2 separate regions of the Homo sapiens genome follow, and region 1 is linked to region 2. Evidence: read pairs that join two places in POLR2A ChIA-PET (ENCODE). Cell type or tissue: CD4-positive, alpha-beta T cell. All regions are shown on one strand. Each heading gives the region's core, and the rest is flanking DNA. Links, peaks and the distances in the headings are about the cores only. Region 1 has its middle 8.6 kb from the start of SMCHD1. Region 2 overlaps SMCHD1 (structural maintenance of chromosomes flexible hinge domain containing 1).

What was found. Peaks named below come from ENCODE experiments on the same cell type or tissue, not always from the same donor. Only the 100,000 strongest peaks of a DNase experiment are listed, where the experiment ranks them.
Region 1: POLR2A ChIA-PET joins it to region 2 with 5 read pairs; 14 of 35 experiments call an interaction of 5 or more read pairs at or near these places.

Annotation. Positions count from the first base shown.
Region 1 is chr18:2,644,468-2,649,854 of GRCh38, forward strand. It overlaps the pseudogene RNU6-340P. Among named protein-coding and RNA genes, the nearest start is that of SMCHD1, 8.6 kb to the right of the region's middle. In CD4-positive, alpha-beta T cell, for the core only: no CTCF peak of the experiment used is centred there; DNase peaks (open chromatin) are centred at 234 and 2,184; H3K27ac peaks cover 402 bases.
Region 2 is chr18:2,702,484-2,707,817 of GRCh38, forward strand. It overlaps SMCHD1 (structural maintenance of chromosomes flexible hinge domain containing 1), which reads left to right. Exons shown (of 48, transcript NM_015295.3): 13 at 1,209-1,403; 14 at 3,211-3,324; 15 at 3,881-3,987; 16 at 5,080-5,162; 17 at 5,324-5,334. Among named protein-coding and RNA genes, the nearest start is that of SMCHD1, 49 kb to the left of the region's middle. In CD4-positive, alpha-beta T cell, for the core only: no CTCF peak of the experiment used is centred there; no DNase peak of the experiment used is centred there; H3K27ac peaks cover 274 bases.

The DNA of each region.
Region 1 (5,387 bases), core at 149-5,148, 58 kb before region 2:
AGTGAAATTAGCAGAATCATGTTTTCCTATTTAGTTCAGTTGGGTGAAACCCATGAAAAGCCAAGAAGGAGAAAATTTTCTATAAGCAGTGAGTGATTTAAAAAGTTGGTCTTTCTGTGTTGTTAGGGAACCTGGTCTATTAGCGCTGTAATTGAATCAGAATGCACAGGGTAATTATGAACAGTATGAAATATCAAGGGTTGTGGGATCTGATAATGAGGTTGATGTGGAAATAAACAGCAGCTTTCCAACCACAACTAAGCATTTGGTAAGCAATTTACAAAGCAATACTAGTCAATTTAGAAAGCTTATGATGTACTCAGGTTTTTACTGAACCTCAGGTATTACTATTATGGAAACACAGTTGACCATAATTCTAAGTGTCTCTTGTGTGAGAAAGCACTGAGCAAAAAGAGGAGGAAATTATCACAAGTGATACCTAAAAAACAACCACATATCTTTAAGGCAGCAATGGCATAAAAAAAAAAAAACAAAGCAAAACCAACTACATGACACTCCGGAAAAGGAATAAGATGAGGTGGTTTGCTCCAGTGGACATCAAAATATAATACAGCTAGAGTAATTAAGGAAGTGTAGTATTAGTAGAGAGGGTGAAAAATTGACCAACAAACAGGCTAGACAATCCAGGAACAGAGGCATGCATTTATGGAAACTTGGTATGTAACAGTACGTCACACATAATACAGCAGGGGAAGGATAAACTATTCAATAAATGATGATCAGACAATTTGAAAAAAAAAAGGAGTTGGAGCCCCTTTTAGTATAATACATAAAAATCAACTTTGCACAATTTAAGGACTAATTGTTTTTTTTTTTTTAAACGGAGTCTGTCTCTGTCACCCAGGCTGGAGTGCAGTGGCACGATCTCGGTTCACTGCAACTTCTGCCTCCCAGGTTCACGTGATTCTCCTGCCTCAGCCTCTTGACTAGCTGGGACTACAGGCGTGTGCCACCACGACCAGCTATTTTTGTATTTTTAGTAGAGACGGGGTTTCGCCATGTTGGCCAGGCTGATGTCGAATTCCTGATCTCAGGTGATCTGCCCTCCTTGGCCTCCCAAAGTGCTGGGATTACAGGCATGAGCCACCATGCCTGGCCATTAAGTGTTTTTAATAGAAAAATTTTAAACTTCAAAAATAAAATTTGAGGCCAGGTACGGTGGCTCATAACTGTAATCCCAGCACCCTGGGAGGCTGAGGTGGGTGGATCACCTGAGGTCAGGAGTTCCAGACAAGTCGAGCCAACGTGGTGAAACCCCATCTCTATTAAAAATACAAAAATTAGCTGGGCGTGGTGGCTGGTGCCTGTAATCCCAGCTACTTGGGAGGCTGAGGCAGGAGAATCGCTTGAACGCGGGAGGTGGAGGTTGCAGTGAGCTGAGATCGCAAAACTGCACTCCAGCCTGGGCTACGAGAGTGAAACTCCGTCTGAAAATAAATAAATAAATAAAATAAAATAAAATTTGAAAATGCCTTTGTATTAGAGGAATTCTTAGAGACCAAAAAGTACAAATCATAATGGAAAGAATTTGATAAGTTCAAACATACTAAGATCGAGAACTACCATTCATTAAAAGGTCTCACAAAGAAAGGGAAATTACAAATCACAAACTGGGAAAAGATGTTATATAGACATAACCAACAAAATTTGAGTTCCACAATATGTGGAGAACTTTAAAAAAATCAATAGGAAAAAATCAAGTAATTTCATCAAAAAACCAGCACATTTAGCCAGGTGTGGTGGCCCGCACCTGTAGCCCCAGCTACTTGGGAGGCTAAGGTGGGAGAATACCTTGAGCCAGGAGGCTGAGGCTGCAGTGAGCCTGATTGTGCCACTGCACTCCAGCCCAGGCAACAGAGCAAGACCCTGTGTAAAAAAAAAATAAGGCCAGGTGTGGTGGCTCACTCACGCCTGTAATCCCAACACTTTGGGAGGCCGAGGCGGGCGGATCATCAGGTCAAGAGATTGAAACCATCCTGGCCAAAATGGTGAAACCCCGTATTTTTCTACTAAAAATACAAAATTAGCTGGGCGTGGTGGCACGTGCCTGTAGTCCCAGCTCCTCGGGAGGCTGAGGCAGGAGAATCGCTTGCACCAGGGAGGCGGAAGTTGCAGTGAGCCAAGATTGCACCACTGCACTCCAGCCTGGGCACAGAGCCAGACTCCGTCTCAAACAACAACAACATCAACAAAAGGCACAAGCCATGAATAAGCATTTCATAGAAGAGGAAACACAATTAGGAAATACACGTATGAAAAGGTGCTCAATCTGTTTTTTTTTTTTTTTTTTTTTTGAGACAGAGTCTTGCTCTGTCATCCAGGCTGGAGTGCAATGGTGTAATCTCGGCTTACTGCAACTTCCGCCTCCCAGACTAAAGCAACTTTCGTGCCTCAGCCTCCCAAGTAGCTGGGATTACAGGCAGGTGCCAGAACGCTGGCTAATTTTTTGAATTTTTAGTAGAGACGGGGTTTTGCCATGTTGGCTAGGCTGGTCTCGAACACCTAGCCTCAGTTGATCTGCCTGCCTCGACTGAGTGCTGAGATTACAGGTGTGATCCACCACACCCAACCTCAATCTCATTTATAATGAGGTAGGTGCAAATTACAACCACAATGAGGTACTATTTCACATCTACCAGATTGACAAACATTTTCAAAAGTAAAACACTCCTACATGTTGACAAGGTAGTGGAGCAGCAGGTCTTCTATACTGCTGGAAAATAATTTGGCATTATCAGGTAAGTGTGTAAATTAGCCATATTCTATGACATTTCATATATAACCTATGCAATATTATATCCATTGCATAAGAACATCATGATACAACAGACACATACTCATAGAAGCTTGATTTCTAAAAAGTAAAAGCAAATAAAGAAACCAAAGACCTGGAAATAATTTAAATGTTCATTGATAGGAGAATGGAAAGACAGTGGTGTACTCGTATCAAGAAATACTATATAACAATAAAACAGAATAAAAAAAGAATGAACTACAGTAACTTGCATCAACATTATTGAATCTTACAAATATGATGAACAAAAAATGAGCAGAAGAATGTATATATGTACACATAGTTCAAAAACTCAAAAACTAAATAATTTATTACAAACAGAAGGAAAACAAATACCTACAAATTTCAGAATAGAGAATACTTCAGTAGTAGAGAGATGTCATTTTGGAAGGGGCTTACTGGGGTCTTTAAAAGCATCAATAATGCTCTTTTATTTAAGTTAATGGTTTTAAGACAGATGTGTTTGTCTTTTCACAGACGTTTAGATTATGTATACTCTTTTGTATGCATGAAATATTTCATGATATAAAAATGTAGAAACAGACTGAACAAGAAAATGTAAAGTGTTTGTAGAGGTACTGGCAGTTTAAGAACTCAATAAATTCTAAGTACCATTTTTCATATGTAAGGAAAAAATCAACTACATGTATTTTTTTTTTTTTTTTTTTTTGAGACGGAGTCTCGCACTGCTGCCCAGGCTGGAGTGCAACTGTGCGATCTCGGCTCACTGCAACCTCCGCCTTCTGGGTTCAAGCGATTCTCCTGCCTCAGCCTCCGGAGTAGCTGGGATTACAGGCATGTGCCACCACGCCCGGCTAATTTTATGTTTTTAGTAGAGACAGAGTTTCTCCATGTTGGTCAGACTGGTCTTGAACCCCTGACCGCAGGTTATCCGCCCGCCCCGGCCTAACTACGTGGATTTTTGAAGGAAAAATAATCAGTGCTTTACAATCAAAATTAACGTGTAATCAAACAGGTAACAAAAAACTTTTTTTTTTTTTTTGGAGATGGAGTCTTGCTCTGTCGCTCAGGCAGGAGTGCAGTGGCGCGATCTTGGCTCACCGCAACCTCTGCCTCCCTAGTTCAAGCGATTCTCCTGCCTCAGCCTCTCGACTAGCTGGGACTACAGGTGTGCGCCACCACAACCGGCTAATTTTTATATTTTTAGTAGAGACGGGGTTCGCCAAGTTGACCAGGCTGGTCTCAAATTTCTGACCTCGGGTGATCCGCCCACTTCAGCCTCCCAAAGTGCTGGGATTACAGGCGTGAGCCACTGTACCTGACCAAGAAAAGGATTTATAGGCATTGATAGAGTGCCTTGAAGAAAGAGAAAGGCAAAGGATTCTATCCAGATTAAAAAAGAGATTCCCTGTAGGGTGGTAAAATGGCCTGGTTCCCCCCTCCCCAAAATAGCTATATGTATATATAGGCAAATGGGATTAAAAATAACCCTTGCAAATGGCGCTTATGTCCTAAACAGCACAAAAGCAGCAGGAAGCCACTAGATGTAAACAGGTTGCCTTGTAGACATGGATGAGCCTCTACCCCTACCACCCAGAAGCATCAAACTTGTTAAAACTGGGAATGAGTCTGGGCACAGCGGCTCATGCCTGTAATCCCAGCATTTTGGTAGCCTGAGGTGGGTGGCTCACTTGGGCTCAGGGGTTTAAGACCAGCCTGGACAACATGGTGAAAACCCATCTCTACAAAAAATACAAAAATTAGACGGACATGGTGGTGCACGACCATGGTCCCAGCTACTCAGGAGGCCGAGGTGGGAAGACGGTTTGAGCCCAGAAAGTAGACGCTGCAGTGAGCTGAGATCCTGACACTGCACTCCAGCCTGAGAGACGGAATGAGACTCTTTCTCAAAAACAAAAACAAACAAACAAAAACTGGGAATGAAGGAACTCCAAAATGTTCTCTACCAGTTTGGTAGATTTGGGGCTCTAAGTCACAAATTATATTACAGAAAGTATTTTAACTGGCAAAGCCTGAATTCATGTCACTACAATTGTTTTTCTCTCTCCAGAAATAATAAAAATAAATAAATTTGAGAAGATAGAGGTATTAAAAAAATCACTTTCATCCTGTAGAATTCCCCACAAATGGGCAAAATAAAAAATAACCCCCCAAAATCACTTTCCTTGCCCTTCTTTTTTTTTTTTTTTTTTTTTTGAGACGGAGTCTTGCTCTGTCATCAGGCTGGAATGCAGTGGCACGATCTCAGCTCACTGCAACCTCTGCCTCGCAGGTTCAAGTGATTCTCCCGAGTAACTGGGACTACAGGAGCACGCCACCACACCCAGCTAATTTTTGTATTTTTAGTACAGACGGGGTTTCACCATGTTGGTCAGGATGCTCTCAATCTCTTGAACTTGTGATCTGCCCATCTCAGCCTCCCAAAGTGCTGGGATTACAGGCGTGAGCCACCACGCCCAGCCCTTGCCCTTTATTTTCCAGGTATTTTTATTTTTTTATAATGTGGAATGTTTCCCGAATTTGTGTGTCTTCCTAGTGCAGGGGCCATGCTAATCTTCTCTGTATCATTCCCATTTTAGTATATGTGCTG
Region 2 (5,334 bases), core at 335-5,334:
CCTGAGAGTTTTAGAAGGGTAGTTTAACATTTTGGTTGTCAGACTTTCTGGTTCCTAGTTACTAATTTAATCTCCATGTCAGCTGGCAAACTGACAACAATGATTTGCTGATTTGGGAAAGAGTTGGTACCTAGTTATAGGAGTAAGTGTGGCAGCAATTTCCCAGAAACTGTATACCATATTGGACCTGTGAGTCTTTACCATGTATATATATTTCCTTTTTCATTCATATAACTTTAAAAAAATCAAATTTATTAATAACTAAGATAGTATCCTTCTTGACAGCAAGCATCAAAAACTTAGGCTGAAATTATTTTTAATTTTGCCTTACTTTCCTTTGGAAATGGTATATTATGGTATAAGGTACGTAAGAAGGAATGGAGTTCTGTAACTTTACAGACTGTCCTCTGCGAAAGCATGTAATGGGGAGATTGTCTTACCTCCTCATTGCCCTAGAGGCAGGCATCAAACAAGTGTATAGCACCTTATGCTTGAATACAGATTTCTGTATTCTCTCCCAACAGGGTGAAGAATGGTTGGCAAAAACACATCTTCTTAAGTATTATTAGAAAACACTTCAGTTTTATGAGTTTATTTTTTGGATAGGCTCTATATATAAAAGAGAAAATTAAAAAGAAAAGTACATTTTGCATAGCAGTGTTTCTCAACCTTTTTTCGTTATCACCCTCATAAGGAGTCTTTCTTGGCATCTTTTTCTCAATTGTTTTCCCCAATGAAATTTTACTACTGCAGATTTACCATCTATCTGTTTGTATATTGTATTCACGTTTATAAAGTACTTGATACACAATGAGATTTTTATCGTCCCATTGAGAATGTGGTTTACAGTTAGAAGGCCTCCACTCATCCCTTTTGTGGAGCTAGCTAGTTCTCCTCCCAGGCAGTAAGGGTTCATCAGTTTTTAGTGTATCCTAGGAATTAAAGGCGGAAAGGAAGGTTTTATTGTTGATATTGACCAGGGATACCTTGGTTCTAAGAATAATATCAAATTTTTCTTCTTTGGTAATGCATTTGTTTGAAATATCCTAAATGTGTACAGAGGAAGGATCCAGCAGAATATTTAATTTTTTATTAGGTTTTCTGAATTGGAGTATATGAAAGGAAAAAAATAAAATGAATGACAAATGTTTATGGTTATATTTGTTTGCTAGTAGCTATATTTCATAAAACATTTTAAAATTCTACAGGAACAGCGAATGAAAATTGACAGAGAATTTGCTTTGTGGCTGAAGGACTGTCATGAGAAGTATGATAAACAAATAAAATTTACACTTTTTAAGGGAGTAATTACACGTCCTGATCTTCCTTCTAAAAAGCAAGGTCCCTGGGCAACATATGCAGCAATAGAATGGGATGGAAAGATATACAAAGCAGGACAGCTGGTAGGTTTAACTTATTGTCACTTTTTTCTTATAATTTTTAATTTAATTTAAAACACATATGCAGAATCACATGTATAGAAAATAAGCTATTTTTAAAAATTTCTTTTTTTCCCATTCTCACATTTCATGAAGAACATTTATTCAGACTCTTCACAGGCCTGTTTGACATCAGTGTCTTCCATCATCTCTAAGGAAATTTAACTTATTTTTAGATTCAATTTTTAGTAGAAGTTGAGACTAAATTAGATGTATTAAAATTTAACAACAGTAACAACAAATAATGCAAATATTGGCTCCTCAGGAGCTAGGTAAGAATGAAAAGGACAAACTGATTTTAAATTCCATAATTTATTATAGCATTAAAAAAACTATTGCCAGAGGCTCAATTAACAAGGTTTTTATGGTTTCCTAAACTAAACTTTACTCACATGGAGATCTCAGTGTTTTTTGTTTGTTTGTTTGTTTTTAATGTAATGCGTTAAGTAATGATTTTTAAGTATTTTTTTGTTGAGCATCTGCTGACATAGTAAGTTACTGCACCTTTTGACTGTGTGGTGGAGAATTCAGAGATATAGGAGATGTGCTTTGCTCTTGGTGATATTATATCCTAGCAATGGGGATAGTGTAAGCATAAATAATAGGTAAGAAGTGGATCAATGCAATGGAAAGAAAGGATTAATAGTGTTTTGGCAGGTTAGAAGGAGAGAAGAGGAGAGGATTTTTTTTTTTTTTTTTTACTTTGGTTGGTCGTGTGGGCTGGAAGAACAGAGCAGATCGTTAAATACTTTGGAAAAGAAGTAACATTTGTGTGGACCTTGAAAGGGGTAGAGGCTCAGGTTTACACAGATAATTACAAGGTAGAAGGCTCTCTGTTCTCTCCATAAATGAGAGATACCATCATATATTTAAAGCTATAGAATTGGATGAGATCATCTATACTTGGTGAGTATAGCTAAAGAGGTAAAAGGATTGAGCCTGGAGCTTTCCCAACATTTAGTGGTTAGAATGAAAAGGAGGAGCTGGCAGAGGAGACTGACAGGGATAAGCTGGTGAGACAGAAGGAAACTAGCAGAATGTGACATCCCTAGAGCCAAGTGAAGAGTTACAAGAAGAAAGGAGTGATCAGTTTAGTCAAATGCTTAGTGGTAATGGAGTAAAGTGCTTTCTAGAAGGTAATCTGAGCATAGAGATGTGCGTAGGTTAAGTGCAGAAAAACAGCAAGTAGTAAGAGTTGGGTTGTCCTGCTGCCTATTGTATGTGTGAAGAGAAATAGTTTAGAAATGGGGCAGGCAAGGTAGGTTGGGATAAACTCTTATAGTCCTTGTTGGGAATTTCTGAATTGGAGTAGTGGAAATTTCCCTTAGATTTTTTAAACCAAGTAAGGAGAAGAAATATGATAGGCAAGTTTTGAGCTGATGTATTTGAAAAATAATATTAACTTGTCAAAGTTTATAAATTGCTGTTCATCATCTGAGAGCAGAATTTTATGGGGAAAAAAGGTTTCAGATATGTTGGCATTCATTATGACTGAATTTGAAGGAATTCTGGACTTGTAAGACACATGCTTAATTCTAACACATTTGTATAAAGAAGCTGCCATATTTTTACAACTATTTGTTAAGTACAGAACTTCAAAAATACAATTTTATTTTAATATTAGAATGCTGTTTTCATTAGTTTTTCTAATGATAGTTACCAAGGTTTTTTTCTTTGTAATAAAGAAGTTCTGTAAAATTATTATTAAGCCTTTTTCTCTTCGTAAATCTTAATACTGAAGCTTTTTTTTTTTTTAAAAACTAAATATTAGGTCAAGACAATCAAGACACTTCCCCTCTTTTATGGAAGCATAGTAAGATTTTTTCTTTATGGCGATCATGATGGAGAAGTATATGCTACAGGAGGAGAGGTTCAAATTGCAATGGTAAGACAGCAAGTGATAAAACATACTGAAAGTTTCTTGATAACACTTTTGCATAATTGTTAAGATACAGTATATTTCGCTAGTGACTAGTTTTCCATTGGATAAAGTGGTTGTAGTTTTTGTGTGGATTTTTATGTGTCATAAGTTGATGTTTTTAATAATCTATACAATTTAACATCATATGCTCAGTTTTTGTAAACATATATACATTATAACTAGTTACCAAATTAATTTTATAAAGTCATATTTCCTCTAGGGCCCACTAACTAGTAAACATTGGAGCCAGAATTCTATCTCAGCAATGAGTAACTACAAAACTGGAGTGGGTTTTTTCCCTATACCATGCTTTCTTGTTAATGTTTGATATGTTAGGACTACAGAGGTTATATAAAAAATATAAACAAACATTGTGGTGTAACGTAAGAATAGCTACTGTTATTTATGTACTTAATTAGGATAAAATATATTTCTTTGGAAGAAACAAATGGGTGTTTGTTTTTATTACAGCTAGATTTAAATAGTTTTCTTTGAAATGTTGGTAAATGTATTTATTCAGGAACCTCAGGCACTATATGATGAAGTAAGAACTGTGCCAATTGCAAAGCTGGATAGGACAGTTGCTGAGAAAGCTGTTAAAAAATATGTAGAAGATGAAATGGCAAGGTAAGTCACACTTCAAGATGCATGACAAAAATAAGAAAAATTGGAAAGAATTGTGCTGTAAGTATTCTGAGTATGTCATTTACTCTGCTGTTAGGGCATTTGTAGTCTTAGATATTGTACCTATTGAGATGAACTTCTTGTTGAAAAAAATTAAGAGGTCTAGTTATACAAACAGAATTCTGCATTTGTTTTGTAGACAAAGAAGGAAATCTTATATATCTAAAGTGTCACTTTTATAGGCACTATGATTAACATGTTTTAAAAAAACTCAGTTTGGCCTACAACTAGGATATTACAATACCTGCTGAGAGGTAAAGATGAGTGTATTAGTTCGTTTTCACACTGCTATAAAGATACTACCTGAGACTGGGTAATTTATAAAGCAAGGAGGTTTAATTGACTCAGTCGTGCATGGCTGGGGAGGCCTCAGGAAACTTATAATCATGGCATAAGGCGAAGGGGAAGCAAGCCATGTCTTACATGGGCGGCAGAAGAGAGAGAGAGGGAAGGGGGAACTGTCAAACACTTTAAAAATCATCAGCTCTCGTGAGAACTCACTATCAAGAGAACAGCATGGGGGAAACCATTCCTGTGATCCAATCACCGCCCACCAGGTCCCTCCCTTGACACCTGGGGATTAGAATTCGAGATGAGATTCGGATGGGGACACAGAGCCAAACCTTATCAGTGAGTTATAAAGAAGAAGAAGGAAGTAGAAAGTGGCTTTTCTTCTTGTATAGCTAATGATGCAATCATTTTGATTCTTACTGAATTTTGATTCTTAGGGGTTATCCTGTCTTCTAAAGGTAATTTGTACTATAAACAAGTAGAAAAAAAAAATCAACAAAAATTTGACAGTTTCTGGCTTTTAATTCCAAAAGGTTTTTTTTTTTCTTCTTCTTTTTTTTCAGTAGCCACAGGAATGGTTAGGGAGGAAAAAAATTTTTAGATGATTAATCGTAAAGAATTCCAGATTTAACCTTTTAAAATATATCAGCAATAAATATTTAAGTTTCTAATAACTCGTATCTTTTTAATTAAGATCATAATTAACAAAGTTTGTGGAACATTAATATGCTGGTTTCATAACAGGCTCCCTGATAGATTGTCAGTAACTTGGCCTGAAGGAGATGAATTATTGCCTAATGAGGTTAGGCCTGCTGGAACCCCTATTGGTATGTTTGTTTATTTTTCTAATACCAAAAAGTGTGCTTTTCTTTTGTCTTACATTTCCAATATGTAAAAGGTCACGAGATATTAAAATGCAATGGGAAGATTTGGCAGATTCAGCAAATTTTTGGGTGTAATTAAGATACTTTTAATTTTTGACTCATAGGTGCGTTAAGA